Regions from separate parts of the Homo sapiens genome. Here region 1 is linked to region 2. Evidence: read pairs that join two places in POLR2A ChIA-PET (ENCODE). Cell type or tissue: Panc1. All regions are shown on one strand. Links, peaks and the distances in the headings refer to the core of each region. The heading gives the core; the rest is flanking DNA. Region 1 overlaps ROR1 (receptor tyrosine kinase like orphan receptor 1). Region 2 overlaps ROR1 (receptor tyrosine kinase like orphan receptor 1).

Region 1 (15,949 bases), core at 6,078-8,577, 200 kb after region 2:
GTGTGTGTGTGTGTGTGTGTACACGTGTTCATGTGTGTGATTGGGTGATCATCGTGATTAAAGAGAAAGGGTAAATTGCAAAAAGAAACACCACGAAGTTGCAAAGTAAAATGTTATTCTTTTAGATTAGGGTTAATTTTGAAACAGCCCACCACTCTAGCAGGCAGATCCCTGCAGAGGTTCATGACAATGGGAGAAGGCAGCCAGCGCTGCAGAGGAGCCAGGGAGGCCACAACTCCTGGCCCAGTCTCCAAGTAGGTGTGGGTACCTGGCTTTCCTGGGAAATCTCCCTTTATTTTTATTATTATTATTGTGGTAAACTATACATGACATAAAATATACAATTTTAGCCGTTTTAAAGTGCACAGTTCAGTGGCACTTAGTACATTCACAGTGTGGTATGATCCTTACCACTGTCTAGTTGTAGAACATTTTTATTACTCCAAAAATTCCTCCTGTACCCATTAAGTGGTCACTCCCCATCTTTTCCCACTCCCAGCCCCTAGCAACCACTAATCTACTTTCTGTCTCTACGGTTTTGTCTACTCTGGACATTTCATATAGGCAAATGATCCTGCCTATGTCCAGGATCCAAATGACAATTCATATAAATGGAATCATACACAGTATGTGGCCTTTTGTGTTTGGCTTCTTTCACTTAGCATAATGTGTTCAAGGTTCATCCATGTTGTGACCTGTGTCTTCCTTGTGTTTTGATGACCTTGAGAGACTTCCTGGCATAGCAATGAGGCCTGGCATTGAAGCCATGCATACCTGGATTTGAATCTTGTCCCACCTTTAAGCTTCAGTTTTTTGTTTTGTTTTTTGAGAGAGGGTCTCATTCTGTCACCTAGGCTGGAGTGCAGTGGTGCAATCATGGCTTACTGCAGCCTGACCCTCCTGGGCTCAAGTAATTGTCCCAAGTAGCTAGGTCTACAGGCGTGCACCACCACACCCAGTTAAAATTTTTTTTTATTTTTTATAGAGATGGGATCCCACCATATTGCCCAGGCTGGTCTCGAATTCCTTGCCTCAAACCATCCTCGCACCTCAGCCTCCCAAAGTGCTGGGATTATAGGTGTGAGCCACCACACCTGGCCTATGCTTTAGTTTTTTCATCTGCAAAATGGAAATGATATTCATCTCAGGAATCCTTGTGGGGGTTCATTTGCTCATTCAAAAAATAGTGATGGAGCAGCCACTGTGTGCCAGGCCAAGGCTTCACGGATATAGTGGTGAACAATACCAGGCAAACTCTTTGTGCTCATAGAACTTGGTTCTATCAGGAGAAATGGACGATAAACATGGAGACCAATAAATAAGATAGGAAGAAGAAAGTCTAATGTGTCAGAGAGTAATGTCTGGGGGTAGGAAATGGGCAACTTTAACAGCTTGGTGAGTAAAGGTTTTCTGCCAAGGGGCTGACATTTGAGCTGACCTCTGAGGAACAGAGTGAGCCAGGCTTGCAGAGAGCAAGGGAAAGAAAGATTATTCTAGGCAAAATAACAGCAAGAACAAAGACCATGACATGGAAAATGGTTTTGTCACGATCATGGAACAGAAAGAAGGCCAGCGTGGCCAAATTGGATGAGCGAGTTGTGGGAAGTATGACTTCAGGTTAGAAAGGCGAGCAGGAGCTACGCGTTACTTAGCTGTGCAAGCCAGTGTTTGGGCTTCATTCCAAGAGCCATGGAAGCCATGGGAGGGTTTCAGCTAAAGAGGTGATGTGTCCTCATTTACAATGGGAAGAGCACTCTGGCATCTGTGCGGAGGGTGGACGAGAGTATGAGCAGGAGCTGGAAGAGCAATAAGGAAGTTTTTGCACTAGTCTAGATGTGAAAATAGGTGGTTTGATGACTTGGACCAGGTCGGGGTAGGTGAGTTGTAAAGAAGTAAGAGGATTTGAGATGGCTTGAAGAGGAGGCAGGTGTGAAGGTTTAAATTATATAAATAAACAGGATAAATGGAATCTGCATCCAAAATGCCTAACTGCTTAGAACAGAGGCGGTGATCAACTCATGTCCCGTTCTGGTCCACTCCCCCCCGCCCCACCACCCACACAGACACACACACACACACAGACACACACACACACACAAACCTTGGTGGCTTTTGAAGAAGTATTTATGGGTTTCATCCTCATCTGGATTTTCCCATCATCAGGAATGAGTGGCAACTGCGGGGAGAAGGATGTGGATGTGTCTCTGATTTTCACAGCATGAAGACAGAATAAGTCTACCATTTTCTATTCCTCTATAATCTTGGTCTCTTAGAATAGCTATAGCCTTCAGCAATGATGGAGAAGCAGGGTTCTGTGGGATGAAGCAATTAGCCATGTTCTAGGAGAGAGGGAAGAGCCAATAAGGAGGGTGTTCTCTCCTCTCTCTCAGTTGCCAGAGCTCAGCCTGAAAGGGATTCCCTTCCTCTGCTCTCCCGCCACCGTGGTGCTTCCCTATGTTACACTATGTTGTGGTCCATGGTTTAGTTCTCCAAACAGGAGAACTACCCCTGGCACAAAGAGGGCCTTGATTAATATCTAAACACTGAATGAGCAACGGAAAACACCAGTGCTTCTTGTCTTAGAGCCGAGAAACTTCTGAGGTTGCAGAATAACCTGTGAAGTTTTTTCTTTTATAAAGATAGGAATAACAATAGCATCTATGCAAAGAATTGCAAGGATCATGAGAGATAATTTGTGTCATTCACTTTGCATGATGCCTGGCATATGACAAGTCCTTGATAGAAGTTTGCTATTACTAAGGGCCTGCTTCCTATGGCTTCTTTAAGAGCTGCTGTGTGTAAATGGCCCTCAGAGCCTCTTTGAGGGCTCTGGACTAAGAGGAAAGAAGAACTCTGGTGCAGGGACCCAAATAAGCTCTATCAGTTCTCACTGCAGTAGGGGCTTGACGGTGGAATTAACAAAGTGCCTTAGGTTTACTGCCAGTTCCCTGACAGCCTGATTTCCCATGTATTGTGTACCAGATGAGACATAAGGGATTGTGAAGGCAAATGAAAAGCAGGATATTGTTTACTGGGGCCAATATAAATATGTTTGTGGGGAGAGGAGAACAAAGACCTCAAAGCCTGTTGTTGACAGAAACCACGCTAGTGTTTAATACATGACGTCATCCTAGTAAAAATAATAGTTCCCACAGGTCTGCCAGGGAATGGGAGAGCCGGGGTTATCTGTACCCACACATGCCAGGAACCTCAGGGGTGCTGGCAACTGGTATATGATCCTGACCCAGCTTCCAACTAGCTCCATGGCATGTCTGAGGGAGGGGCTTCGTGGATAGTATCCTACTCTGAGTTCCAAACACACAGATCCCAACGTCTGGATTCCACCTCTGCTAGACACCAGCTTGTAGCAGAGACCTTAGCTGGGAGCCTGGTTTTTCCCAAATGTAAATTCAGATAAGAATTCAACCCCTACTAGAGTAGTTGTGATGAAAAAACAAGATAAATAAAATAAACAAGATTTAAAGGAAATGCTAACTGCAAGAGAGCCTTTGGTATTCATGGTAGCCTCACCCACTTCTGTGTGCTCCTCTCTCACCTATGCAGAAGCATTGAAATTCCAGGCTTCATCTCCAGTCTCACCACCCTGAACCCCTACTTTGCTTAGCTTCCCTCCTCTATGTAAATTTGTTTTATTTATTTAGGCCTTTTGTAAGGTGTGTGAAGGTATCTGGGCTAAGAGAGTGGAAGGTCAGTGAACCCCTGAGAAAATACTAGCCACTTGGGGGTCCTCATTCTTGCCCAATCAGTCAGAAGATCCAACTACTCCTCTGTGTGCCCCTTCCTGCTCCATGTGCTCCTTTATTTTACCCATTTTTCTCCATGGTAAATGCAAGTGTAAGGCTTTGAAGGCACAGGGGAGCCTCTACAAGCCCTGAGTGGAAATTCGCAGCCAGTATGTGAAAGCATGACTTCAATTTTTTGAAGACTGGGCCCTAAGAACTGGACATGATGAAGCTTACCAGTTTGCCAATCTTCACCTTCTGTTTTCTTCCCCTGAGAGTTTCCACTAGAAATTCCCCAGCTTTGGTTTGAGTGCTTGGCTCTGTAATCTTGGAGACACTCTGCATACACCCCACAATTAAGACATCGCAACTCCATGCAATGTTTCTTCAGAGAAAGTTAGATGCAATTAGATCATTTGAAGATGGATTAGCCTGCCATCTGCACAATATTAAGAAAAATCATGTTGGCAAATGATGGGGCCTCTTTGAAGAGCTCTGAAGGAAAGCCACTAATGGGCTCTACACTGGGTTTCCCCCCTGTTCCCGAAGGGTTAACACAATGTGTGGGAAAGGAAAAAAAAATCCCCTGTGGCATTAAAATGCTGTGTCAGAGATTTGTAAGCTCCCCTTTGTAGCTCTGCCCTGGGGCCTGGCTCACTTCAGTGGAGATGAGGTTAATAAGACCTCTGTTGCTGCTTGGCAGTTCTTAACGGGGTTACAGTCTGGTGCCTGACCAGTGAAGGACAGTTATTATTAAAGTGCTGAGGAATTTAATTCAATAAGGTCAGGGACATCTGCTGTGCTTGCTTGCCCAATGTCCATTTATTCTTCTTTTTACAAGAACTGCTTGCTTTTCCTTTGCGGAAAACCACCTCATGCCCATTCTGTCTAGGTGGAGCTGACCCTTACCTAAATCAGGGTGGCCACATGACCAAGCCAGCCCAGTTAGTGTATTTGGGTATCCAACCGTGCCCCAAAGTCACTGGACTTGTCAGTTACATAAGCCTATAAACACCTTTACCCCTCAACCCTCATTTTTCTTTTTCAGCTTCTGCAAGGTGGAGTAGCTACATTAACTATTTAAGGGATTAAATGGCATGAAGTATAATTAGATAGAAACTAAACTCTGTGGGAAGTCAAGAGAGGGAGAGGTTGATGTGGGTGGGTGGGCTTCCTGGCAGAGGCTGAACTTGAACTGATCTTAAAGGATGGAGAGGATTAGGTGAGACCAAGAGAATGCAGAACTCTGTGCAAGGCACAGAGGGAGGGAGAACTCAGTTAAAATGAAGATCTGTGGACAAGAAATGAAAAGTGGGTTTTGACAAATAGAGGCAGGGAAAATGCCAGAGGACTTGGAATCCCAGGATGAGAAGTTTGAACTTACCTGGATAGTTCCCCAGTGTGGACTTATGTATGGGTGGGGAAAATCCACACCAGATTGTGCTACCAGTTTGGGCAAGTATATGACTCTATGCCTTACCTGTGTTAGAGACTGGCACAGGTGCAGGCAGGGCACTAACCTTGGCTCCGCCACTTAATAACTGAGCAACAATGGGGGAGTTACTTAACCTCCAAATCTCAATTTTTTTCCATCTGCACAATGAAGATAAATAATAACCTGACATTCAGTGTTTGTGAGGATAAAATGAGATAACCTACGTGGGAGCCCTTAGGATAGTACCTGGCACATGATAATAATAGTAGATAATATCTGTTGAGTGCTTATTAGTGTTCCCGAGGCACTGTGCTAAGCTCCTGACATACCTTATCTCATTTAATCCTCCCAATAGCCAGTGCTTTAAAAATGTTGGCTGAATCCGATTTGGGGTAACCTTGTCATTCCTGTGCTTGATCAAACAATAAGCTTATCAGACATTTACTGTCCAATGAGAGCTGAATACATAATCTGAATATTCAAGTTCTAATTTCTTAATACACACCCTAAAATGTTTTAAATTTAATAAAATTACACTTCAGAACATCTAGAGAATAGAGTAAAAAAAATGTACATATAACTTCACTAACCACAACAGAACCATGTTTTTCTAATATAGAGGGGGTTAAGATTATCTGCTTTTAGGCCCACCAGATCACCACAGTGTGATCTGGGGCAAGTTACTTTATCTTCTCTCAGCCTTAGTTTCCTCATCTGTCCTTATACGATGTTTCTAGAAGCTTCTTCATAGGGGTTTTTTGTTTTGTTTTTGGCAAGGTTTAAGAGTGATAATTCATGCTGTATGGAGCATCTGACACATAATACACCATCAATGTTAGCTCCTATGAATGCCTCCAGTCACTGTCCTATACATTTTCCCTGTGATTGCAATAACCGTGTATATGCAGTTGCATCCTTATTTTTTCACTTAACACTGTATCTCAGGCATCTTTATAAGTAACAAGATCTCCCTGTCCCTCATTCCTAATGTATATGTTCTCCTAAAATCACTTTAAGTGTATCAACTTGCTCTTGCTTCATCTTTTAAAAACATGTATAAGTAATGCTACACTCCACACCTTTACGCTTAATGGCTCTAAGAGTTCACGTTTCAGTGCACCATCTCTTTGAGTTCAAATTATGGTTCTGCCCACACCTTTTCAGAATGTGGTGAGAATGAATGACACCCAAGTCAGGAAAGGCCTTTGACAAATTGCAGATTATGCTGGCTTGATAAGTGACCACAGGAAAGTATGATTGTCACTTTTCCAGCAGTGGGTTTCCTCCAGTGTGATATTCTGTGCCTCACCTATCAAGAGGTGTTACTGTGGGTCTTCCTGTCAGCTCAGTTCTCCTACCCTTCTTGCTGACAGAGGAAGAAGAATCCCACTACCTTTTAGCTGGAGGTTATTCTCCTGATCTCACTGAATCTTATTTCTTGGAGTAGCAAGGAATCTGCAAAACAATTTGAGGCTGTCTTTCTGTTGCAAATCAAAGCCCCAACCTCTTATTTGGGTCTTAGAGCAAGAGTTCCCCAAGTACTTTGAAATTGGACCCTTCTGTACACACCTGGAGTCACCAGTAAGCCTTGCCCATAGATTCCCTGGTGGATGGACACACAAAGCTAAGGGCAAAGGTGACCTTTTCATTTCTTCTTCAGGTCCTACAATGCCTTTGAAATCTTTATGATCTGCACCTTCAGGGATTATACAAACAGCTTGAGGAAATCCTAAAATTGTGTTTTCTCCAGATAAGCATCCAGGTCAAAGGAAAGACCTCTGCATGCCTTCCTGATAGAAAGAAACTTGCCTCAATTTAGAGAATGCCACCAAGAACAAAATTGGCATGCAGCCATTTGTGCAGTGCATTAAAAACCAGTTTACAAATAGTGGTACAATTCTGGAAGTGTCAGACCTCATAGTGTGGTGTAGTGGAAGTCCACAGACTATTTACCATATTTCAAATGTCTTACTGTTTTTAAACAGCAGCACAGGATAACCAGAGTAACACATTTCTTTGTTTCTGTCTCGAATAACATCAATTAAGTAAAAATAAAATTTATTATCATGCAAGTTATAAGCTTTCCTTGGCAATTATATTTTGATATATTTATATGCTAATTTTAACAAATTTTGGTTAACATATCTTACAGCAGTATTTTTTATATTAATAATGGTAAGAGGAACAGTTACTTTTTTACTTAGCTATTAGTTAATTGAGATTATTTTAAAAGCTGTGTGACGTTGGAAAACTGATTAACTAATACAGGTATTTATAAGATGTTTGGTCTAAAATAAGGTATTTAAACTACCTGAGCCTCAGTTTCCTCATATAGAAAAAATATACCCTCCTCATATGGCTGTTATAGGGGAAAAAGACACAATATGCAAAGCACATAGTACGGAGGCAAAGTATCTGGCACATAGTATGGTTCAATAGATAAATAATTTTCCCATAGAAACTGCAAATTTATATATGAGACAAAAAACATTTCAAGTATATGTTCTTGAGGGCAGGGAGATGTAAGGTTTTTAAAGGTTCTTTGATAAAAAGGTTGGAGCATGGCTCTTTGGCTCTGATCACTCCATTGGATACTTAAAACAATGTTCAACTCTGTCATCAGAATGAAATGTCCACTGATTCATCTCCATTTCTTAACTACCAAGCAACGTTCTTTTGAGGGCTTTCACACCCTCACGTATCCTTTCCACCTGAACCTCAGTGGCTGACTTTACCCCAGGCCCTGAAGGCAGAGGTGGAGCTGAGCTCTGTGTCTGGGAAGAGAGAAGCAGGCACGTCCTCTGATCCTTGCCCAAGGGCCTGCTTTGTGAGTGGGGCATCAATGCCGCTTTTGTTCCACCTTTAGCGTCTGGCCCACAGCTGAACTCAAAGAGGCTGGCTGCTCGGGGCAACCCTGGCCCACAAAGGACAGACAGCACCAAGCCCAGCCAAGGGTTCACTCAAGACCCCAAGATCCAGCACGGTGGTTCTCCCCACTGGGGAGGCAGCCTCAGGGAACATTCTGTCTGCCTTTGGCATTCTAAACCATTTCTAATTTCATGAAGATAAGTCAGAGGTTTTAAATGTGATATCACTGCTGAAAAGGCCAGAGCCATCAGCGTAGAACCAGCATGTCCTTGCTAATTACAATACACAATCATTGCCTTATGTTGATGCAGTCATTTGCTCATTCATCAGCTATTAATTGAGTTCCTACTATGTGCTCAATGTGATGCTCAATGTGAGGGACATGGAGGTGAAAAGATGATGTCCCTGCCCTTAACTCTCTGGTGTACTGGCAAATAAACTGTCACCTGCTAAGACAAATAGAACATAATATCTGGACACTATAACAAAAACCTGGAGAAGCAGAAACAGTCTACATAAGGGGCCAATAATAACCATTGCTACAGTTGATCAAGCATTTGCTGTGTGCCACTCACTGTGCTAAGCACTTAGTGTGTATTATCTCATTTAATTCTTAAAACACAGCTATAATAGTAGTTTGATTCTCTTCCTATCTCTCTGGGAAAGGCCATGCAAAGAAAATGGCATGTGAGGGTCTTGGAAAAAGAATAGGAGTTTGCCAACTAGACAAGCAGGGGAGATCATTGCGGGCACAGGAAACAAAAATGATCTGTTTGGAGAACTGCAGATCTTTGGTATGTGTGGAGCAAAGGGAATATGCAGGGCCTCGTGTGAGAATAGTGATTGCAGTGAAGTGAGAACTAAGTGGGATGAAGCTTCAAATGTGGAAGACTGTAAGCAGAGCTAAGATGTCGAGGAAGGAGACTCGGTAGGATAGTGCTTCAGTTAGAAGGAGGGATGGCCACGTTTGTTGGTTCACTTTTGAGATGCAGAGCCTATTCCTAGGGTAGGCTATGAGAAGGGAACAATGAGAGGGAGAAACTAAAAATGCCGGACAGAGAGTGACTAGTGGAGACAGGACCTCACCCTCCTCTGATTGGAAGAAAGATAAGAAGAGAACCAAAGACATAGACACATTCTAAGAATAGGTGTTGGGAGGCAGAACACAGGTAAGAGGGGGCAGAAGGAAAAGATACGATCTTAAGAGTTGTACCTGCATGACGCCTGATGTCTCTGAGGTTAAAGGCAAGTCCAACAAGGAGAGTGAGAGGTGACAGAGTATTATAGAGGCCTTGGTGAAAGGAGTAAAAGTTTGGAGTCATTGTTGAGTACGATGATGAGGTGCTGATAACACAAACTCTTGATTTCGAGGAAGGAGTGTTCAAAGGAGGAGGAGGAAAATGACTGCTAGAGAGAAAGGTGATGGATGGCATGTGAAAATAGTTGAGTGTGCTGAGAATCGTTGATTAGAGTGGCGAAAGGTAATGAAGGGAAGACTTAATAGGTGATTTCAGGTTCAGACATCTGAATGAGGGCATGGACCTATTCCATGCAGCTTCAGGAGACAGAACGAGGTCCAACAAGTGGTCATTCCTAGGAGACAGATTCTCTACCCCCAAACATTAAACATTAAAACATGTAAGTAAGTGTACATTAAAAACATTAAAATGTGTAAGTAAGTAGCACTATCCAGCAATGGAATAATCTGCCTCTTGAAGGATTTCAATCATCTGCCAAGGATGTTGTGCTGGAAATTTGGTATGCTTAATTAGATGGCTTCTTCTATCTTTTTTAATACTAACATATCATAGATACTTAATATATGGAGCATTGAAATAGATAGCAGCCAATTTTGGCATTCTTGCAGGTTGTCCCACTGTCTGAGCAAGAGAATCTTGATTGGGATTTTTTTTTTTTCTTTTTTGGAGACAGAGTCTCGCTTTGTTGCCAGGCTGGAGTACAGTGGCGCAGTCTCGGCTCACTGCAACCTCCACCTCCCAGGTTCAAGCAATTCTCCCACCTCAGCCTTCCAAGTAGCTGGGATTAGCTGGGATTACAGGCACCTGCAACCACGCCCAGCTAGTTTTTATATTTTTAGTAGAAACGGGGTTTCACCATGTTGGCCAGGCTGGTCTTGAACTCCTGACCTCAAGTGATCTGCCCTCCTCGGCCTCCCAAAGTGCTGGGATTATAAGCATGAGCCACCGTATCTGGCCTTGATTGGAATTTTCAGTAAGATTTATGCAGTTTAAGAACTGTGGAAACAATCTTGATTTTTTTTTTTATTCCAGGAGGATTTTTGTTAAGATTAGCAGAAGCCATGCTCTAGTTTGAGAAAAATACACATGGTATTATTGAGTTAACAGGCATGATGTGTATATAATACTTACTATGGAGAGGGCTTCTTTCTATAATTAAGGCAGAATGCCCATCCCTTCTCATTGTGGATCTGGAGAGGACCCTTAGCTGGGATGACTAAAGGAGGAGCCTCTGTTCTTACCTGATTTGGAGTCCTCTTCTCATCATGAAAGATGTTTGCGCATCTTTCATGCCCTGTACCTTTCTTTTCATTTGCCCCCTGCATTTGGGATTGGTTGCTTTCTTTTTTGGAACCTATGAGACTATTTCAGTGGTTCTCAACTGAGGGTGATTTTGACCCTCAGAGGGCATTTGACAATATCTAGAGATATTTTTGATTGTCATGACTGGAGAGGGATGCTGCTGGCATCTGGTGGGTAGAAGGCAGGGATGCTGCTCAAAGCCCTACAGCGCACAGGACAGCCGCTCTCAACAAAGAATCAGCCAGCCCAAAATGACAATAGTGCTGAGGTTAAGAGACCATGGTCTGTTTTTAAGTCTTCCTTCTAAATCAGCTGCCACCAATACACTCTGTAAAACCCCAGATGCCTACTTTTATTTTCTAATTTAAGAACTGTTGTGTGGTTGAATACTCTGTCTCTGTGAACTCTACCCCCACCCATCCCGTTCTTCATGCTGTAGCAATAAGAAGGACATTTTAAACTCCCTTTGACCAGAAAAGTCACTTTTGGTTAGGGTCCAAACAAGAAACACATCCCTCCCTGGATAAAGGCAGAGATGCCACAGCTTGCAGAGAAAAAACATCAGACATTTCCCAATGGCAGCAACTCTGGGCCAAGAGTACGGATGGAGGACAAGCTACAGATACAGCCACATGGTGCCCTTCATTTGCTTTTGAGTAGGAGCTCACACTGTCTTTAAAAGATTGGACAGTAGAGCTCAGCCATGAAGGGCCCCTGTAGCCTTTCCAAGCCAGGATAAGACCAAGACGGTGGTATGAAAGCAACTGTGACTTTGGCACAAATACAGACTGAGAAAATGGTACCTGACTAGGTTACTCTTATGACCCTCTGAGAATCCCCACACAGCACATGCTAACATGTACCTACACCTCTGTGTCCCAAATTAGGCTGAAGTTTTCAGTTAGCCAGATCATAAATTAGGCCTTTGTAGCTCTAAGATCCCCTACCCCTGAAGAATCCTAGGAAAGCCTCCCTTACTACACTTCATGACTCAGCATTGATAGCCTGCTCCAACAGAAATAGCCCAAGGCTGAGATTTCCCTTCTCATCCCTTATGTTTTTCAGGCTGAGCAGTCATAGGGAAATCATTCAAACTCTTAGAACCTAGGTTTTCTTATCTCTGAAATGAAGACATCGACCTTCCAATTTCTGGGAACCTGTATTGAAAAAGTACTCTCAAATACGGACATAATTTTATGTACAAAGTTACTTATTGCTTCATTATTTAATGTTAGACATATTGTGAAATAGATTAAATATGACACATTTATAGAATGGAACATTATGTACCCATGAAAAAATAATATACATGAAGAGTTTCATTGGCTGTGAAAAATGCTTGTGCTCTAATGTCAAGAATAAGAAGCAGGCCGGGCTTGGTGGCTCACACCTATAATCCCAGCACTTTAGGAGGCTGAGGTGGGAGGATTGCTTGGGCTCAGGAGTTCGAGACCAGCCTGAGCAACATAGGGAGACTCTACAAAAAATAAAAAAATTAGCCAGGTTTGGTGGCCCATGCCTGTGGTGCCAGCTACTCAGCAGGTTGAGATGGGGGGATTGCTTGAGCCTGGGAGATCGAGGCTGCAGTGAGCCATGATTGCACCGTTGCACTCCAGCCTAGGTGACAGCGCGAGACACTGTCAAAAAAAAAAAAAAAGCGGCAAAATATAACACCCCCCACACACATACACAAACACACATTTATATGCTTATAGTATGATCTCAATTCTATAAAATATGTATAGAAAAAAGTCTGGAGGGAAACCAAACTATTACCAAGAGTTTATACTTTGTTTTATGTTAGTATGTTTATAACGTTTTTAATAAAAATAAAGCTGAGGTATACAATAATTCTTTTCCCTTTAAAAGCAGAGCATATAACTCTCAAGATTGAGAAACACTGATTTACAGCTGTAGACAGAACTGGGGCCAGAGATAAAATTTTGGAGTCATAGATGTTTTAGTAGAGATTGATTACTGGATAAGATCACCTAGGATGAGCCTGTAGAGTGAGAAGAGATGAGAGCCAAGGCTTGAACCCTGGGAAATACTGACATTTAGGGAATGGATGAGGAAGACAAGCCAGAGAAGGGAATAAGTTCGTGGCAGTAATCCATATGAGATAATAACCTATATGGATTACCATGGTGGCGTTGGGACATGCAAGGGAATGATAAAGCTGATAGGCATTTTAAAATAAATTAAGGGTTGTAAATTACATGTACAAGATGAGGGTAATGGAAAAGCCAAATATTACTTAAACCTCTCTAGTTTGGAATATGGAAGAATGCTGATATCAAGGAAAGCAATGGGATAGTTGAAAGAGATGCATATATGGTAGGAGTGGGGAAGAGGTTAGGCTTAGTCTTGTATGAGTTGGGTTTGAGATCTCTCTTCAAGAAAATAACTGCTCTAAGAAGTGCAGTTATCTGAAAGTCCCCAGCTGCAGCCCCTTGGGGATCGGCCATACCATGCAAGCTGAGGTCACCCTCTGCCCAGGCAGCTCTCAGCCATGACTAAGCTTAGAAGCAGCATTAGAGCTGATCCTCTCTGCCCATGCGAGCCTCCTCTAGTAAGTAGGCAGTCCTTGCACGTGGGCTCCCCACTAGGCTGACCCAGATTCTGAGGGCTGACCTTGGTTTAAGCTCTTCCCATTCAATCTCCCTTCTTCCCACTCTTCTTTCTCAGATATCAAGTCTGTATCATGGTCTGAATGCTCTCCCTGCCTGCTCTTCTCTCTCTCCCTCTTTCTCTTCCACAAACACTGCCCCCAGTAAATCTCTTGCACTTTGAATTCCATCTTGGTATCTGCTTTCCAGAGGACCAGAACCAACACAAGTGATGGTTACATATCCAAAAGAAATTATTGTGGAAGGAAAATAGTACAGTTCTTGAAAGCAATCAGGATTGAGGGATAACTGAATCTCAAGAGTCTCCCTAATAGCATAATTAGAGGGAGGAGTGGAGGACAAGGTTTGAATCTTATGTTACAGTCATAATTGGGAAAGAGTACAGTTAGTCTTGTAATTGGGAAGAGAATTCAGGATGGTGGGGGGAAGTTATTGAAAAAGTAGAAGGAAACTCTGGGAAGTGTAGGATCATAGAACATGAAATAGAGAGAGAGCTTTTTAGGAACAGGTGATAATCAGCGCAGATGTCATCAAAGAAAATCTGAGTAGGGACTGAGGTCTTGTATTTAGAGACTGACAGTGTGGCTGGCTGGCCATCAAGTGATTATTTCAGGGAAAGAATGAGAATAGGTGCCAAGTTTACAGGAATGAAAAAGAAACATAGTGGGAAATAGCTGGAGGTAATGACAGTAGACCTCACATTGAAAATGTTTGTCCATGAATGAGAGGAGGGAAATTGAGCTAATTAGAGTAATAATTTCCAAGATTGAGTGTGTGTGTTTTAGGAACACCTAACCATTTCCAGAAGAGGGCTTTAAAGGTGCTAGAGAGAGAGAGAGAAAAAAAAAAAAACAACCATTGTAGAATTAAAATGCTGAAAGCAGTGGGAAGAGAAAAGCTACTGAGGCCAGAGGGAGGGGTTAGATTTTAAACGGAAGAGAGAAACCTCTTTTCTGGAACGTGGCAACAAGAAGATGGCAGAAATGACAGAGATATAAGGGGTGAGAGTGAAGAACCTCACGCTTAGAATGTGTTCCTGGTACAAAAGTAACAAGACCAACCTCTAAGAATAAGAGAATGAGATGGGGAAAATGTGTAAAGAGAGTGGAGATGATCAGGAATGGCTGGTGAGCATACTGTTATTCCTTAAGAAATGTGATGGGGCAAAGGAAAATCTTGCCTTAAATGCATGAAGTTGGATCTCTGTCAAGTACTGGTCCAAAGGACTGTGACTCTAATTGGTAAGAAAGAACTAATAAGGTCCTGGCATTTCTCTTACATCTTGAATTTTCCTAGTTCAACTATAACTCAAGTGTTCAGAGAAACAAACTGGCTTTACGCAGTCCACTTTTGTAATTATCAACAATCATAGAAAAGGAACTAGTATATAGCTACTTATTTGCTTTGTTTGAATGGCACTGTACTTTATCATAACAATGGGTGATAAAGATGATAAAAATATCCAAGAACCACAATGCTCTATGTCAGAACTAGGTTGACTGGAGAAGAAATGCTCTCTGAAGCAAACGTTCTGGATACTCAAAGACTGGATTTGTACAGTGGTCTTTAGGCGTTATAACTCTGTCCAGGTCTCTCAACACTTACAGCTATCAAGGAAACTTTATTATTGATATTCTACAGAAAAAATCACGATTACTGCAAGTCTGTAAGCTCTTAAGTATTTTTCCCATTGAAATTATTGTTTCATTAATATAATATATTCAACCTTGTGCTATCTTGGGTATGCAACTCTACAGTTAGAGCAGATCAAAGGGCAGTAGCCTGAAAGGAGCTGAATGACAAAATCCATGGCATTTCTCATTAGTCTTAGCCAGAAGTGGCTCTTTATGGAGAGGACTCATCCTGGTCTTGTGAAGAGAAATGCACTGAAACTGGAAAGGAATGAGCTGGCCACATCAGTTTCTTCAAAGCTGCCAGTTGATATGTCTATGTCTGCAAGTATGACTTATGCCTGTTAATTACCCCCCAAACTCCTTCAACAGACAAAGCTCTTTATTCTGCTGACTTTGAAGTATAATTTGGGGATGCCTTGAGAAGGTCAACGCGACAGGCCAGCTTTTGCCCTGCAGTGGGCTGTGCAGGTGTGTGCTAGCTGTTGGCTTCCAGGCCTGTTTTATTCCAGCCCTGGCAGAGTTTGCAGGAATGTCATGAGAAGAGATTTATAATACTTTCTGATTCCATCCAGTTTCAAATAATTTTATGAATAATCTTTCTCATAGCATACTAGTAATTCTACAAGCAGTCTTGGCCAAAATCAACGGAGTGAGCATGCTTAAGGAAATAATTTTCTTTTTCCTTTTTAAGAAATCATTTTGCTGAAGTTTTACAAACCTCATAAAAATTAAGGGTTGGTTTGAATTTGGGAGAAAGACTCACTTTATCTGAACTCATTTGCCAAAAATATTTAAATGAGCACATGCTGGATGTAAAAGTGCCAAAGCAATAGCATCAATTATGCATTCTCAACCTTCCAGACTTTCCAGAGTCATTAAAAGGCAGCGTTTTCCTACAGGTGTTAATGGGATCCTGCAAAGAGGAAGGTGGTTTTAGGTAGGATTGTGACAGAGTGGCTCGTGCGTTGGGTGCTATGGAACCCACTGAGGGGCTTCTGACCACAGTCCCATGCAGAGCCAACAATGGCATTCGTTGTTATAAGCAAGTGTCAGTCACAAGAGAGCTGCCATTACAGAG
Region 2 (15,949 bases), core at 4,587-7,086:
GGCCTGAGCCCAGCTCCCAGTTGGTGGCCAGGTAAGTTCTTTAACCTCCTTTTGCTTATTTTTTTTTTCTCCCTGCAACATGGGGTTGGTAGTACTTATAGGGCAGTGCTATCCAAACACTTAGTAGAGGTGATAATGTAAGTAGTGAACGTAGCTCCTGACATATAGTTGGTGTTCCCTAAAGGATAGATTGAAAGATATACACACCACCAAGTTGAATTCCTCTCAGATTTGTCCAAGGCCACCCAGCCTTTCTTGGCCTTTTCTTCCATCATTGGTTAGTGTGTGTTCTTGAAGGCAGTCTGATTTTATCCTTGGCTTAAAAAGTGGGGAAATATTTAGGAAGCCTAGCCTAATGCAAGAGAACTCATCTATCTTACTGTAGGATCAAATACAAATGGTTTTTGGATTGTCCATTATTTATCTCTCACTTCTCTTCATTAGTGGTGCTAATGGAAACACAATTATCTTCATAGACTTTGTTAGTCACAATCTCTTGGTTTCTTCAAATCCCACAATAGCAAGAATATGTTGTGGTTTTTATAATCTCTTTTGGTTCCTCAAACCCAAAGAAGGACAGTGAGAGGGTGGGAGATGATTTGAGAGGGTATTTACATTCCCAGGATTTTCAGATATATTTATGATTTTATTTTTTTGGAGACAGTGTTCCAATAGAGAGGTATTCTGTCTTCTCTTTTCTTTTTTCTCTTCTCTCTCCTCCCCCCAAATCGAGGTTGTAAGTGATGTGAGAGACCTGCTGTGAACTGCTGTCACCAGATCCTGCTATGATTTCTCTTTGTTCTTAGTTCTGGAGTCATCAAGGCTACATGGAGACACGTACCTTCCACTGATATGTTTGCTCCTTGATTCAGGGCTGAGTGCCTGTTTGAGTGATTCTGGCTACAGCTAAATGATATTTCTGTTTCCAATAGTATTGTAAACTATAGAGTAAGAATTTTCTTGTTGTTGTTGGGAGAGTTTGTTTTTCTTCTTAGTGTGTATTATCTCCCACCCCACTCCTCCAACCCGTTCTTTAAAAAACAAAACAAAACCAACAAACAAAAACTTGCATTGAAGCAACACCCAGAAGGAGTGAGCAGGCCTAGGCTGGAGTCTTATCCTGACATGGTAGAATCCTGTTACTGTCTCTTCGTAGATTCATTTAAATTGTTTTGACTGATTCATGCAATCTCTCAGTCCATTGATCAAGTCAAAAGAAAAAGTATCACTAAAAACTCACAGGACTGGTGCAGGTAGAATATTCTTTATCTATGGAAAATTCATTATCCTATCTAGAAGGATGTCTTGAAATAGCAGAATATTTTTATTATGTTTTTTTTCCAAGTAATACATGGTTCAAGAAAAAAGAAATTTTAAAAAGCCACACTAATAGCAAAACTAAAATAAGCATGAATCTTAATTTTAACAAAGATTACAGTAGTCCATGGGAAGGATTGTCTGCCCATTGCAGTGGGTTTGATTGGTTTTTTTACTTGGAAGTGCTCATATTCTGGAATGTGTTTATAGATCTTGACCTTAGATACTTCTCCTGACTCAGAAATTGTAAAATGTTTTGCTAGAGTAGCCAGTGGTGAGAGACCGCTACTGCTGTATGTTGCTCAGGGCTAACCTGTTAAGAACTGGTCTCGTCGCTCAGAGAGAACCATGATGCTGATGCCAGTTTCTTGTTTATGTAAAAACATTTAAAAATGGGCAAGATACTCTCTAAGTACAAGATAGTTATTATTGAGATATGTTCATGAATAAATTAATGAGAGAGGAACTTGAGATAAAGGAAATGGAGGAGAGAAATTGCATTTTTCCTGCATAATTACTCTCTTGTTTTAGAACACAAGTAGTCCTTTGGCATATTTTCAAAGTGTGGTATGTTTCACTTTTGTTTAAACTTGTCAAATTCTCAATGTAAAAGCCATTTAAGACTTTTTTTTCCTTCTTTTTTGAAGGTTGCTTCTTTTGGCCTCTTAAAGATAATTAAGAGCTGTAATTTGTGAGGATTTTGATGGCATTTTTTGGCAGTGGTAGTGCAGGACAGGATACATGAATCATAGCATCTGCTTATTAGCAAGGTCTCATAGATCACTTGTCCAACTTTCCACCGGGTGCTGAGATGGTTGGTCTCTGTTATCTGTTCTTCCCACTTCTGCTGGATACATTCTGGGAAAAGAATTTCATTGATGAGTGAGCTGTACTTCCACTTCTGAAGTACAAAAGTTATTAAGCTAGGGAGCATTTTCTCCATTTGACACCTACAGGCCACTCAGTAAAAAAGCAAATGAATGATGAATGAGTAAGGTCCCTGGGCTGCTTCCTACTTCTTCTTAGAGTGGTTAAGGCCCTCTTGACATTTTTGGAGGATGATAAATGTGTGCCCTTGAAGTTTCCTTGTCCAGGTCAAACAGCCCCAATTTCTCCATGATCTTTGGACATTGCTTCCACATTTTCTCTCCTTCTTGCTCTCCACAGGGCAAGTTTCATTTCATCAATTTTTTTTTGTAAAATACTGTAAAGATATCTGAATGAAGTAGACCAGGTATAATCTGATAAGCATAGAGTATGGTGGAGCATTTCTTTTAAGGTTCTGGGTATTGTTATTATCCTACTAATGGAACCAGCATTTGCTGGACCTTTTGGGGCCACCATGCCTTAGACAGGTAGATAATGGAATGGCATAGAGAACAGCCTGAAGCCGGCTGTCTTGGTTTGAATTCAGACTTACCATTTATGAAATGTTTGACCCTAGGCAAGTTGTTTAACCTCTCTGTAAACTTGTCTTCATTTGTAAAGTCAGGGGTAATCATAGTACTTATTTATACAGTTATTATAAGGAGTAAATAAATTAGTTTGTGCTGAGTGCCTACAACAATGCCTGGAGTGAAATAAGCACTCTGTGTTAGCTTTTATTGAATTTACAATGAAAAACGTCCAGGTCTTACTATCTGAAGTGCAGTTAGTTTTTTCAGCAAGGCTTTAGAATTAGACAGGGCTATGTTTAAATCTTAGCTCTGCTGTGTGTTTTGGGGGAAATTACTTTGCCTTTCTAAGCTTCTGTTTCCTCGTCTGTGAAAAGGGCATTAAAGAATAAAATCAGTTGAATTTCTGAGCCCTAATTAAGAACCTTGAGGGCAGAGCCATGGTTTACACTTGCTTTTTTTCTTCTTTCTTAACTTTACCTGGTATGCCATGTTTATAATCACTGCTAAATTAAAATAGTAAATATTTAAACTGAGTTTTCCCTTCAGTCTACCTTGTAGTAGAAAAATTAAATACTTCTATGTTACTTAAAACTGCACACTCACAAGTTTATGGTGGTGTATTGATTGGTTGTTCTGAAGAATGTATTCTGCTTGCCACCATGAACTGGGCTTCAGAATAAATAGGCTTCCTTGATCACTTCTCTCCTCATTAACTACTGTCTGGAATTTAGAGGGAATACAAAGTCTGGTAGCTACATTGCCTACTAATCTTGCAAATGGCCTGTGAGGTGGGTAAGCAATCAGGTGAGTGACAAAGGTTATAGTCAATTTTCCTGGCACTCTGGGATTTATTTTTGTGTCCTTGAAGTTTTAAGCAAGTGAGTTTTGAGGTTGTTGAGAAAGTGGGAGACTATATTTTAAAATGGTTTATAGTTATTAATGTTTTCAAATCTTGGTGGGATTTTAAAGGTGGGTTAAGCTGCGAAAGTGAATGTAAGTTAAAGCCAGTTAAATAGAGGAGTCCCTCGTTCATTCTGTCTTTGGTATGCTTAGGATTTCATAAATTTTATGGGTTTCAAAATCTTTGCCTTGTTTTGAATGTTTCTAATAAGATGGAGTGAAGTGGCTTACACCTCATGAGACATGGAACAGTTATCCAGGAATGCTGCTTGGCACACATATAAAGAAAGCACTGGTCTATTGATTCATAAAAAATGTGTGACTGATTTTCCTGGGACATGTGCATTATTTTCACAGAAGAATTTCATTTTTTACTTCCTCCCACCCTGTGCATCACTTGCACACGTTTGCAATTCATCAACTCTGATTTCCAAAACTTCTGCCCCCTCTTCCCCCAACCACCTCCATCCAACTACCTAAAGTGAAATATATTAGATGGAGAGGAGGGAAATTTCCTTAAATGCCTAATTTTTATGTCTGTAAGGGGCATGGTGAATTTGAGAAATGGTCTGAATGTTAGCCCAGATGACTCAATGCAATTATGAAACAAATTGGAAGCTGTTTCCATGAAAGAGTATGTATGCATGTGTTTCCACGAAAGGGGTGTGTGTGTGTGTGTGTGTGTGTGTGTGTGTGTGTGCGCGTGTGTGTGTGAGAACATGTGTTTAGGTCAGTTCTTTCATTCGTTCTCTTTCTTCCTCTTCTTTTTGTCGTTTCAAGGCTATGTTTTAGGTTGGCTATACAGCAATGAGGTTGCACTACACAGCCTCATCCCCTAAAGCCAAAATACAGCAAGTAGAAGACTGCTTAGCTCATCCAGTGAGAATCTCATGTATTATATTCTTACTTGCCATTGAGTTGCCAGAAAAAAAATAAATAGCTTTGTCTTAGAAAGCAATAACTTTTCTGCAATGAAATAACATTAAACAACTCTACCTGGTATGCCATGTGCATTGTTTTTCCTTTCTTGGAAAGGAAAAACTTTCTTAGAAAACGAGGGCACACAATGATTAGCGCTAACTTTCTCTTTCATGTGTCCAACTTAAGATTTTCTAGTGAGGCAGAGTTATTTCCCCTTACATGCTTGGTTTAATGGAAAGGGCCTGGCTTTCAGTTTTGTTCATATTCAGCTACCAAGACCCAATCAGTTAATAACTTTGCCCAGAGTTGAAAGAAAAATTCCTCTGGGTACAGAGTTAAATTCCTCTGCGTGTGGAAGGCCATAGTGGTTAAAAAGTTAGGCTTCGGAGCCAGATCAACATAGATTCAGATGTGCCTCTGCTGCTCAATGTGTGATGAGGGCAAATTGCTGAACTCAAGTCTCAAGTTTCCTCATCTGTCTGATGGGGATCATAACGCACATCACCTGACGTTGTAATAATTGCCTGACAATGTGTATAAGGCACTCGTGTAAGATCTGGCACTTGGCAAGAGTAAAATGCATTTTAGCCTATACTTTTTACTCTTCATTTGTAAAATTGTGGTAAAGGGATTGGCCCTGGAGGGAGTAGGGTGAGGTGGCATTTTCAGGAAGGTAGCACAAGGTTACAGGGAGGACAATAGAAATGTACAGGATGGCTGAAGACTCAGTAAGTAAATAGCATTGCTTCTTACAGCAGGCCGGAGGAGATCTCTATATTTTTCTTTATTAGAGAAAATTTAAGGGATATTGATTTTTAAAGGGAAGATTTATATTTTAATTTTAAAGAGGAAAATTTATCAGCTCCTATATATTTATTAGACATTTTGGGGGGGAAACAGTGAATGAATGAGACTGGTCCCATTTGATGTATGCTGTCAAAGTTTATAAACTATCTGATGAATTAGTAAGAACATATCAAACAAGACAAAGAGGCTCATTGTTAATGTGCGCAGGTGAGGCTTTGCAGGCTGCTTGTGGGTGAGGGTAAAAGTTTTCTTAACCTCAAGCCTGGATTCTGACCATAGAAACATTCCTCCTGAGTGAGTAGTGCTTCTAGAGTGCTTTCCTTCAAGGACCTCTCCGGCATCTGGCTCAATCACATGCCATCTTTTTCTCCTTTACATCTGCTTCCTTGCCCCACTTTGGCACCCAGCTAAGTGTGGGCAGATGGTGTGGCCTTGGGGACTCCAGAAGGGCCTTGGTGTCCTTCAGTAGCATGGAGTGTATAGCAGGGTCTGCCCGTGAAGGACCAGGGAGGTGAAGGGCCTTACAGGACTCATGTGGAATGCTTGTGAATGCATTATTTCCAAATATCCCTGAGTATTTGCAAGCGTTTTTATATACCTTTACTTCCATTTTGCTTTGACAACACCATTACCATTCCTTGACGATGAGGAACTGATCGGAAATAAACCTAATTGTTATTTGCTTAACAGTTTCAAGACCTGCAACTTGCAGCAGTCTCCTGACGGTCTCTGTACATTTTCTCTGTCCCCTTCTAATCTATTCACCACATTGTAGCTGGAGTGATTTTTTTTTTTTTAAACAGAAATCTGATCATGAGCTTTCTTGGTTTAAAACTCCTTCACGGCTGCCATTTGCTTACAGGTTTAGGGCTGAAATCCTTGCCATGGCTTGGCTTACAGGACTCTGTGGGTCTAGCCTCTGCTGACTTTGCTCCTCAGCACCAACCTATTCATCTTTCATCCTTCCCTCTTTCCAGAAAACCTAAAGGTGGAGCCCTGTCTGCTCCATCTGCTGCCCTGGTTACTCTCATCCAGGGCATTCATTCTCTTTTTATAAGTACTGTGAGGCCTTTTCACAATTTGTTACTACTGCATAGTTATGTACTTATTTCTTGCCAGTCTCCCTCACAAGGCTGCAAACTTCAGGAGAGTGCAGACCGCAGCCTGTTCAGTCCTCATGGTATATGAAGCCTGTTGCATTACAGGTCCTGAGCCTCCATTTGTTGAATAATTTCATTAATTAATTAACCAATTAATTAATTTCCTCTAAAGGGTTTGAAACCCCAACTATTAAGGCTTATGTTGAAAGGACAATTTAAAGGAAAATAAACTGTTAGAAGAGGGAGAGATAGAAGCCCCAGAAACTTGGAATGAGTCAGATCTTACAGCTGAGCAGGAACGCAAGCTTTGAGGAAAGCTTTATTTATTTAAATAGGAGTCTCATAAGGAAGGCAGAAAAAGGAAACCCAAGCAGATGACTTGGTTCCTATTATCTGCTGAGAGGAAGCTCATCTGGAGTGATGACTTTTTCCTGGCACTAAATTTGACCTGAAAATTATAAAATGAATCCATACAGAATAAAAAATACCCTCCTGCTCCCATTATGGATGATGTCTTCTATTGTAGTTTGCCGAAGGGACAGAGTTTGTGAGAGGGAGTGAGTTGAGATGAGGTGGAGATGAAAGCCTGTATATAATTTAGAGAGAACTTGGGGCAAACTAGAAAGATAGCCTGTGGTCTGAGATGAGGGCCGATGCCACAGACATGGGGACCCCTTTCCTTTCTGGCAGCATTTTCCTGTGTGTATTCTGGGGGGCCTTCAAGGTATTCTGTGACAAAAGGGTTCTCTAGTCAGATAGGTTTGCAAAACACTGCGTATTATATCCTGGCCCACCCTTGAAGTTGTATAATGCATACCAATAAATAAAGACCCTGAGAAGTGAGAGTCTTATAGTGAAGAGATGTTTAGCTGTTTAATCCACCATTTTTCAAGCTTATTTGACCTCAGAAAACATAATCATAGAACTTCCCTCAAAACAGACCTGAGTAATGCTAATTTAGGAGTTGGAGAGAACAAGAAGTACCAGCATGAGATCAAGGTAGAGAAACTCAATTATCTTTGTAGAAACATTTCTACTTTGAAATAGAAATAGAATGATCTAAGCTGAAATAGATTTTTTTGTGTGTGTTTTATTATAGTAGTGGTTGGAGTAGGGGTCCCCAAAAAGTAAGGATTAAGGGAGTGAGGATCTTTCCTTTATGAAAATGGTATGGACCCGTGTCATTTAATGGAGGGTTTTGGTGGTTAGGAGGACAGGCTACTGGGTGTGAGTTCAGGGTCTACCATGTTTTAGCTGGATGACATAAGAAATTGCCTACCATCACAGTGCCTCCTTCCTCACCTGTGAAATGTGGGTAATAATAGTAATGACTACAAGAGCTCTTCTAAGAATTAAATGTGATGATGCATGTATAATGCTGAGAACAGTGCCTGGTTCAAAGTAAGAGCTTAATAAATGTTAGCTATTAGTATTGCTGATTAAAGAATGCCAAGGAATTAATAAGCATGGAAAGATTGGAGCCCTTTACTCAGAGCAAAATCTAGAAATGTCTAATAGCCAAAATATTCTTCTCATGGGGCCTTTTCCAGCTTGAGGCAAATGATAATATGTTTAGAAGCTGATGGGGTAATAGTTTCCCAGCTGGAGAAAAACCTGAGTCTTCATACAAGGAGAGAGAACCACAATGTGTGTTCCTGCAGTACTGCTGTGGAAGTCATGCTGTATGCAAGTACGTCCAAATCAATAATCATAAGTAGCCCCGATGGCTGAACCCAAAGTCTTTCTTTATAATCTTTTATATTATTTCTTTAAAAGACTCTGCCTGTAAAAGAATCTGAATCTAGTAAACTTACTCGTGATTTAATTTGAGCTCTGTTTGAGGTGTTGGCTCTGTTTGTTGATTATGCCAGGTTCTTTTCGGTTTCTAAGCAGTTGAATCAAGTGATAGAATGTCTGGTTTTCTAGTTGCTTCATACATGAAGTTGCATATCCATCCATCTATCCATCTATCCTTCCATCCATCCATCCATCCACGCAGTAAATATTTATCAGTCAAGTACTACTAACCACTTCCAATTTATGAAGCATCCTCACAAAGCCCCCAAATGTGGTTTAAATATAGCACTAGGAATTCTTTAGGCCTCTGAAAGTTACTTATGAAAATGACGGAGACTGTTCTGTCTTATTTTCTTATCCTCCTAATTTACAAGTTCTGTTCTGTGTACACTGTGACTCTGTAAGAGTAGTGTTGGAGACTAGATTAAATGTAGATCTAAAATACCCTGTCCATAGGCAGAGATAGGTAAAGAATGGCTAATTACTAAATAATTAATAATAGCTGGTGATGCTGCTGGCCCTTATTTGACCTTTACATAAGCACAGCTGCCTCTGGGCTCATCCCAGGGGCTATCTTTATCAACACTAGAGTGTGATAATAAATGAGTTTCTCTAGGAATTTTTCTTTTTGTTCAGGCACTGTCTCTGAAGAGTGTTCCATGGGAAAACAATCCTCATGATATACATTTTTTTAATAGATAAAACTTTGGCAGATCCATTTTCAACCCTGGCATTCAGACCTCCTAAAATTGCTATCAGCTAATAGAGATTTAGGATATAGAAAGCTGGGAAGGCAGTCAAATTGGTTCCCGGCCACTAAGGCCCTGCATGCATAAGTATCACATGAGGGCTATGGACACCAAGACCAATCAGGCCAGGCTTTTCAGGAAGCTCTGCTCAGAATCAGGTGGAGAACATTCTTAAGCAGTAGTCAATTATTATTCTTGAATATTAATCACAATTAGTGCAAAAGACTACCTCTTGCCACTACCAGAATTATTTTGTATATAGAGATCTTATATGAGCATGGGAAAATTTATTTTTTAAATGCTACTCTCTGGGAAACAAAGTCATTCACTCACCAGGTGTTTATTGAGTTAATTTTACGCCAGACACTTTGCTAGGCCTAGTGATACAAGGTGAATGAGGCATGGCATTGCCCCTAAGGAAATATAAAATAGTATAGAGTTTCAACTTAAGTGTCAGATCCAATCTATTAATTGGTAGTGGCTGCCTGGAGGATTGTGTTGGGGAGAATTCTGAGGCTTTGTCTGGACACAGTGATTGATTAGAACAATCTTCCTTGAGGATAGAAAGGGGATAATGGTAGATGTACCACCCATTTTCTGTACCTAGTCTTCTGAGAGACCGGCAGGCAGTTGCAGCTCCATATGTTAGGTACTATAGGAGGGGATCATATAGGATACTCTGGGAACACCTAATTCTGCACATGGAGCAGAAAATAGCATCACAGGCGGTTGAAACTTTGAACTGAGACCTGAAAATTAGTAGGAGATCCCCCCCGGTGAATAAACAAGAGAAGTGCATTTTAGGCAAAGAAGCAAAGTTGGACCTGGAAGCAAGCAATGGTAGGATGTGTTGGGAAAGGCAAATTGTTCTTTGTACTGGGAAACTTTGCCAAGACCAGATCTCACTGAAGGATTTGGATGTTAGGCCCAGGAGCCTTGGAGGACTGTGAGACAACACTAAAAAAATACCGATCCTTGAAAAATATTAATCTGAAAAGAAGGCACTGATGGCAGGCACCCTTTAGAGCTCTGGCCTCTGGTCTGTTCTGTTCAACCTCTATACTGATGGCTTGGTTAGACAAAGATGACGTGCATGTTGATCAGATTAATAGAAGACACAATGTTTGGAAGTTTTGTGAGCCTGTGGGTGACTTAATCTGAAACCAGATGTCTCAAACAGCTTGAACAATTCCAAACCAGAGGATATTTGCTAGGGAAAATATAAATTCTGTACTCTGGCTGAAACAACCAATTGTACAAGAGCAGGATGGAAGAATATTTAGCCTGGCAATAATATGTGTGACAAGAGTTAGATTTTGGTTACAAATGTCACCAGTCTACAATGTGACATGTCCACACTGAGAAAATAGTAATGATGGGCATGAAGAGTTCTAAAAAAGTTCTAATCATCCTGTCTCCTTCTGTCATGGGCCTACTACAAAAGGAGTGTTCATTTTGGTAAAGATGTTAAGATAAAAATTAGCTGGCATGAGTCCAGAGGAAAACATCTAGGCTGAGGAGATATTTTGGTTGATGATTTTAGGGTTACTAAACCCAGAAAGAGAAAATTAAGGACTGTCTTCAAATATTTTGAAGATAATCAGTAGCCTAGCACTTAGGCTTATGTTGTATGGAGTGATGAAAAATGGGTAGACATTTCTGGAAAGCAAATTTCAGCTCAGGTTCTCAATGAAGCCTCCAATGATGGGAGCTTCTTTGAAGTGGAAAGGGCAAATAATAAGTTTCCTGTCCGAGAAGTGAGGATGCAGAGAATGGGTTAACACTTGTTGGAAAGATTGTAGAAGGGATTTATGTATTAGATATTGTTTGGGCTCAAAGGTCCTTCCAACTCTGAGATTTTTTTCATTCTAGAGGAAAAAAAATATCCCTACACTGTACTGTCTTTGAAGCCAGAAAAAGAACATCTATAAATTTGAGCCCAACCTTTAAGTTGTGTCTCTTGTTGGGGCAGGTTTCTTGACTTGCTGTGATGACAGTGGAGCCTTTCTATCCCTCATCTGGACTTTACTTGTAATCTTAAAAGTCCTCTCTCTCTCTTTTTATTTTTTTAACATCTCCTTCCTCTGTTTTCTGGGCCACTCACTCAAAGACACCCCATAAAATATTTGCCCGGGAAAGAAGGCACCTTCCAATAAAAATACCTATAACCTGGAGGACAAGACACAAAAGCCTTATTTCTCAGCTCTGAGCTTTTGTTAAAACCTGTGTTATGACTGGGTGAAATGAGCTGGCCTCAGAGAACAGGCCAGAAAACACAGGGAATCCTTTGGCTGATTGGCATCCTCTGCCATTGGTGACTCTCCATAACCCATGTTGTTGTCTCTGGCCGCCAGCACCCCATCAGATGTTTTGCCAGCTTGAGTTCTGAGTCTGATTTCTCATGCCAGCTTCATCTTGGTGTTGCTGAATAAAGGAGTTTCCCACCATCACGATACACCTTCCCCTGCCCCTAGGAGAAATCTTCCTCCAGAGGGATGGGCAGCCATGTGGCTAAATGGGTTCCTGCTCAGAGGCGAGGAGGTGAGGAAGAACACAGTGCATGTGCTGAGCAGAGATCCAGCTCCTACTCCTGGTTTCTTCCAAAACCTGCCTGTTAATCACCTGTTTACATTGCCAAGCATGCTTGACTGGGTAATGATAGTAGGGGGAAAAGCAGTGAAAGGAACATCACAGGTTTTACTCAAGTGGAGTAATCCCTTCCTGATTTACAGGCATTTCGGTGGCTTTGGTGCAGACAGAGTGGCTGGTCTCATTCTTTTCACACCAATGGCCAGCAGCCCCCAGAAAGCAGTTGGACTCTTCGTACCCCTTTGATGTCCCCTCTTGGGTGATTCCCACGTGGAGGGTGGTGCCACTGGGCTTGGTTGCAGTCTGCCACCCCACCTTCCCAGTTAGCATTCCCACCTGCTGTTCCTGGTGACTCTTGGTAAAGTCAGACTGTTGGTGCCTGCACTTGTGGGTGTTATGTGAGGGACACATGGAGACCAGTTTGCTGTAGTCTCTTCTCTCACTGGCCTGCCCCGGTGCCATGATCTGAGGATACCACAGCTGAAAGGGAACTCAGAGGTCATCAAGCCTGACCCCTTTCATTTTGGCAATGAGGAAACAAAGGACTAAAGAGGTGAAGGAAATTGCTCAAGGTCACGCAGCTAGTTGGTGACAGGGACTGCAGCCTCAGCCTTTTGATTCATAAACCAGGGATCCTTTTTCTCTCCTAGGTTAAAGCATTGCCCTTTTTTAAATGAATATATTTATTTATTCAGAAATTCAGCAAATATTTATTGAACTGTGACAGAGATGAATAAAGTCTGTCTCCACAAACAACTCATAGACCTGGGGAGGAGACAGGGGATTATACAAATTAACTCAATGTGGAAAGTGCTGGTAAATGGAGGTAAGAATAGAAGGCTATTCTTTCCCTTCTCCGGGAAAAGTGCCTGACTTGTGTTTTGGTTATGGTGTGTTTTTTTTTTTGAGGAGAGTCAGAAAAGGCACCAAGGTAACCTGGAGACATAAAATAGCATAGTGACCCAGGAAATGGGCTCTGGAACCAGACTGCCTTCATGTGAATCCAAGCGCTGCTGCTCACCTGCTGAGTAACTCTGGGCAAGTTGCTTTTTGTGTCTCTAATTTCCACTCTAAAAATGTGAGGAAATTGATAATACTTATCTCCTAGATTTATTGTAGGAGTTCAGTGGGTTAATACATGGAAAACACTTTAAAAGTGTATTGGCATATAGAAAAAAACATAATAGCTATCATTATTATTATTATTTCAAGAGCTGTATTTGAATAGTATGCTGAGTAATGAGACAGATCCTTATGTTTCAATGGTGACCAAAGATTTAGAAATGTTAGCATAGTTGCCAGTGAAAGATGCTGGTTTTGCTTGGGGCTCCTAGGGAAACCAGGCACGTAGATGGGAATGGACGGGTACAGTCTGGAAGCAGTGGATGAGAAGGGATTTGGGGAAGAAGAAAGCCAGAAGGCTAGCATTTCTTTTTTCCTTCATGGTTTTATCTAAGTTGGGGCCACAGAGGGGTGAATATTGTTCTGTTGAACAAACAGGGGGATATGGCAGTGTCTGGGGCTTTGGGGGATCAGTGGTGGTTTCTGGGTATGGCTTTTGTTCTGAAGGAGCTTCCTTCCAGAAGTGGGGACGTGTGCCCACAGATGCCTGTGCCCTGAAGAGGTGCAACAACGAGGTTTCTCTTTTGGGAAAGAGGAGAGAGACCAGTATCTTAAGATGTTGTCATCTGGTTCCAATTTTCTCTCCTCACCTCTTTAGCATCTCTTACCTAATTATTTGCTTCCTGAAAGCATTTTTCTCCCAAGAGTAGGTGCCCAGAGATGCCCTTGGGTATAGGATCAATGCAACCGAGCAGATTGATTCCTCCAAACGTGAACCCTCATATGTTAGATCAGTGGTCCCCAACCTTTTTGGCACCAGGGACTAGTTTCATGAAAGGTAGTTCTTCCACAGTGGTGGGGGGATGCTTTTGGAATGATCCAAGCACATTACGTTTATTTTGCACTCTCTATTATTATTACATTGTAGTAAATAATGAAATAATTACACAACTCACCATAATGTAGAATCGGTGGGAGCCCTGAGCTTGTTTTCCCACAACTAGATGATCCCATCTGGGGTGATGGGAGACAGTGTCAGATCATCAGACATTAGATTCTCATAAGGAGCATGCAACCTAGATCCCTCGCATGCGCAGTTCACAGTAGAGTTCACGCTCCTATGAGAATCTAATGCCATCGCTGGCTGATCTGACAGGAAGTGGAGCTCAGGTGGTGATGTGAGCGATGAGGAGTGGCTATAAATACAGATGAAGCTTTGGTCACTCTCCCACCGCTCACCTCCTGCTGTGCAACCCCGTTCCTAACAGGCCATGGACTAGTACTAGTCGTGGCCCTGGAAGCTGGGGACCCCTGTGTTAGACCATTTCATATGGGCTGCATTCTTTTTTGGAAAATGAGGTGGTTGCAATGCATGGTTCTTAAGGTCCCTTCTTAGCACAAACATTCTTGTTCTTGGGCCCTGGTATTATGGATATTATACACATGGTTTTTGCTACTTGCCAGGGATCCGGGAAGGTCTGTGGCACCCGGTAATTTATAATTCTGCTGAGGCAAGGATTTGGCCAGAAGGAGTCACATGGCTGGTGAGTCAACTTAGCTGATCACCCAATCTCCACACTCAGTTCCTGGCACTTACTAACTGAGGTTGCAAAGGTCTCTGCATCTTCTCCTTCAGAATGTTGAAGGTTGGCTGCTACATCATTTTCCCTTAGATTTAGAGAAGAAAAGTTTTTCTACTAGAGCTCATATTTCTCTCTTCTTCCATAGCGGCTTTTATTTAAACTATTAGGAGAGAAAACCCTCCATACTCGACCACCCACCTCCACACTGGCACAAATCCAGCCTAAATCAGAACCGTCAGCTCACCCTGAGCCGGGCTGTGGACTTTTCTTCCAGGCAGGTGGGATAGGAATGGGAGTTGAAGTTTGAGCAACTTTTGAATTATTGCAGTTACCTGGATATATGATGTTTTTCTGCTGTGTATAAAGTGGGCTAGAAGGATCCTCACTCTTCCACACTCTGTCCTCCTCCCAAAAGAATTTCCTATTTGTTCAAGGTGCAGGATTGACAGCCCAGGAGACCTTGTGTCTCCACCTGGGCAGGTCAGACCATGGCCTATGTGGGTGGCTTGCAGCATGTCTGTGGAAAGTGGGCACAGACCACCTTTGAGGGACAAAGGGGCGGTTGTCTGAGGGCCCCTTTAGGAGCTCACCTTCCTTTGCCCTACTATTTCCTGTTTTGTTTTGCGTTTTGGGATGGGGGGGTTTGGGGATGTATAGGCCATGCTTGTTCACCCTGAGTTGCTGTCCTTTCTTCCCATAACAATGTCTGAAGAAAGAAGAGGAGGGTGGGCTTGAAATTGTGATGGGGCTAATGCTTATTTTGAATACATGAGGTAATTTTTTGGGTTTTTGTTTACTTTATTCTTGCTGTTGAGGTATAATTAATATAGATGAATTATGTGTTTGGTTCCATCAGTCTTAATAGTCATGTCCACTCATGAAACTACCTAAAGCAAGCTATAGAACATTTGCGTTATTTCAGAAAGTTCCCTTGTGCTCCTTTCTAGTCAATTGTACTACCCTGCCTCCCATCCCTACTCCCACACCTCTACCCAGAGGCAATCACTTTCTGGCTTCTATCACCATAGTTTATACACAGGGTAATTTTAAAAAGCGTGTATTCACTGCAACCTGTGTAAATCCAAAAAGGGTTACAGTTCTTTGGGGACTGTTTTTAAAAAAATCAGAAGGCTGGAGCTAGAAGCAGCTTTCTCCCATACCTTGAACAAATCTTTGACAATGATGGGCCTAGGTGACCTGATCTCTAAAACAATTATAATAATAATTCCTACCACATAGCAGAAAATGATAATAATAGCTGCATACTGTTATTGACCACTTCACTCTTCTGAACATTTTACTTCATTATCTTATTTAATCTTCAGAATGACACCTTGAGATGTGTACCATTTTTTCTATTTTAACACATGGCGAAACCAGAGCTTTCAGAGGGGAAGTAACTTGCTTAGGGCCACAGAGCAGTCAGTCATAATTCAAATCAGGAGCCTTTGTGTCCAGGGCTTTAACCTAGAGCAGGCCTATGAGAGACGGACTCTTGTGAACTGAAGTAGCAGCTAAGCAGAGGTCATTATTATTTTAAAAGCAGTATCTATTGGTCAGAGAGGACAGTCTTCCTTTTTTTCTATTTTATTACCTTTTAAATATTTACATAGAAAAAAATCTAGTTTTCAGAATGCTTGACATCAGTGGGTATCTGCAAATTAGAACTGTGGGTACTAAGTTTAAGCCTTGTGCTACCAACAGGAAACATGAAAAAAAGTCTGTCG

What was found. Peaks named below come from ENCODE experiments on the same cell type or tissue, not always from the same donor. Only the 100,000 strongest peaks of a DNase experiment are listed, where the experiment ranks them.
Region 1: POLR2A ChIA-PET joins it to region 2 with 8 read pairs; 2 of 35 experiments call an interaction of 5 or more read pairs at or near these places.

Annotation. Positions count from the first base shown.
Region 1 is chr1:64,069,520-64,085,468 of GRCh38, forward strand. The region is part of intron 4 of ROR1 (receptor tyrosine kinase like orphan receptor 1); the gene reads left to right. Among named protein-coding and RNA genes, the nearest start is that of ROR1-AS1, 35 kb to the right of the region's middle. In Panc1, for the core only: no CTCF peak of the experiment used is centred there; no DNase peak of the experiment used is centred there.
Region 2 is chr1:63,872,369-63,888,317 of GRCh38, forward strand. All of the region lies in intron 1 of ROR1 (receptor tyrosine kinase like orphan receptor 1), which reads left to right. Among named protein-coding and RNA genes, the nearest start is that of ROR1, 110 kb to the left of the region's middle. In Panc1, for the core only: no CTCF peak of the experiment used is centred there; a DNase peak (open chromatin) is centred at 5,638; H3K4me3 peaks cover 341 bases; H3K27ac peaks cover 2,463 bases.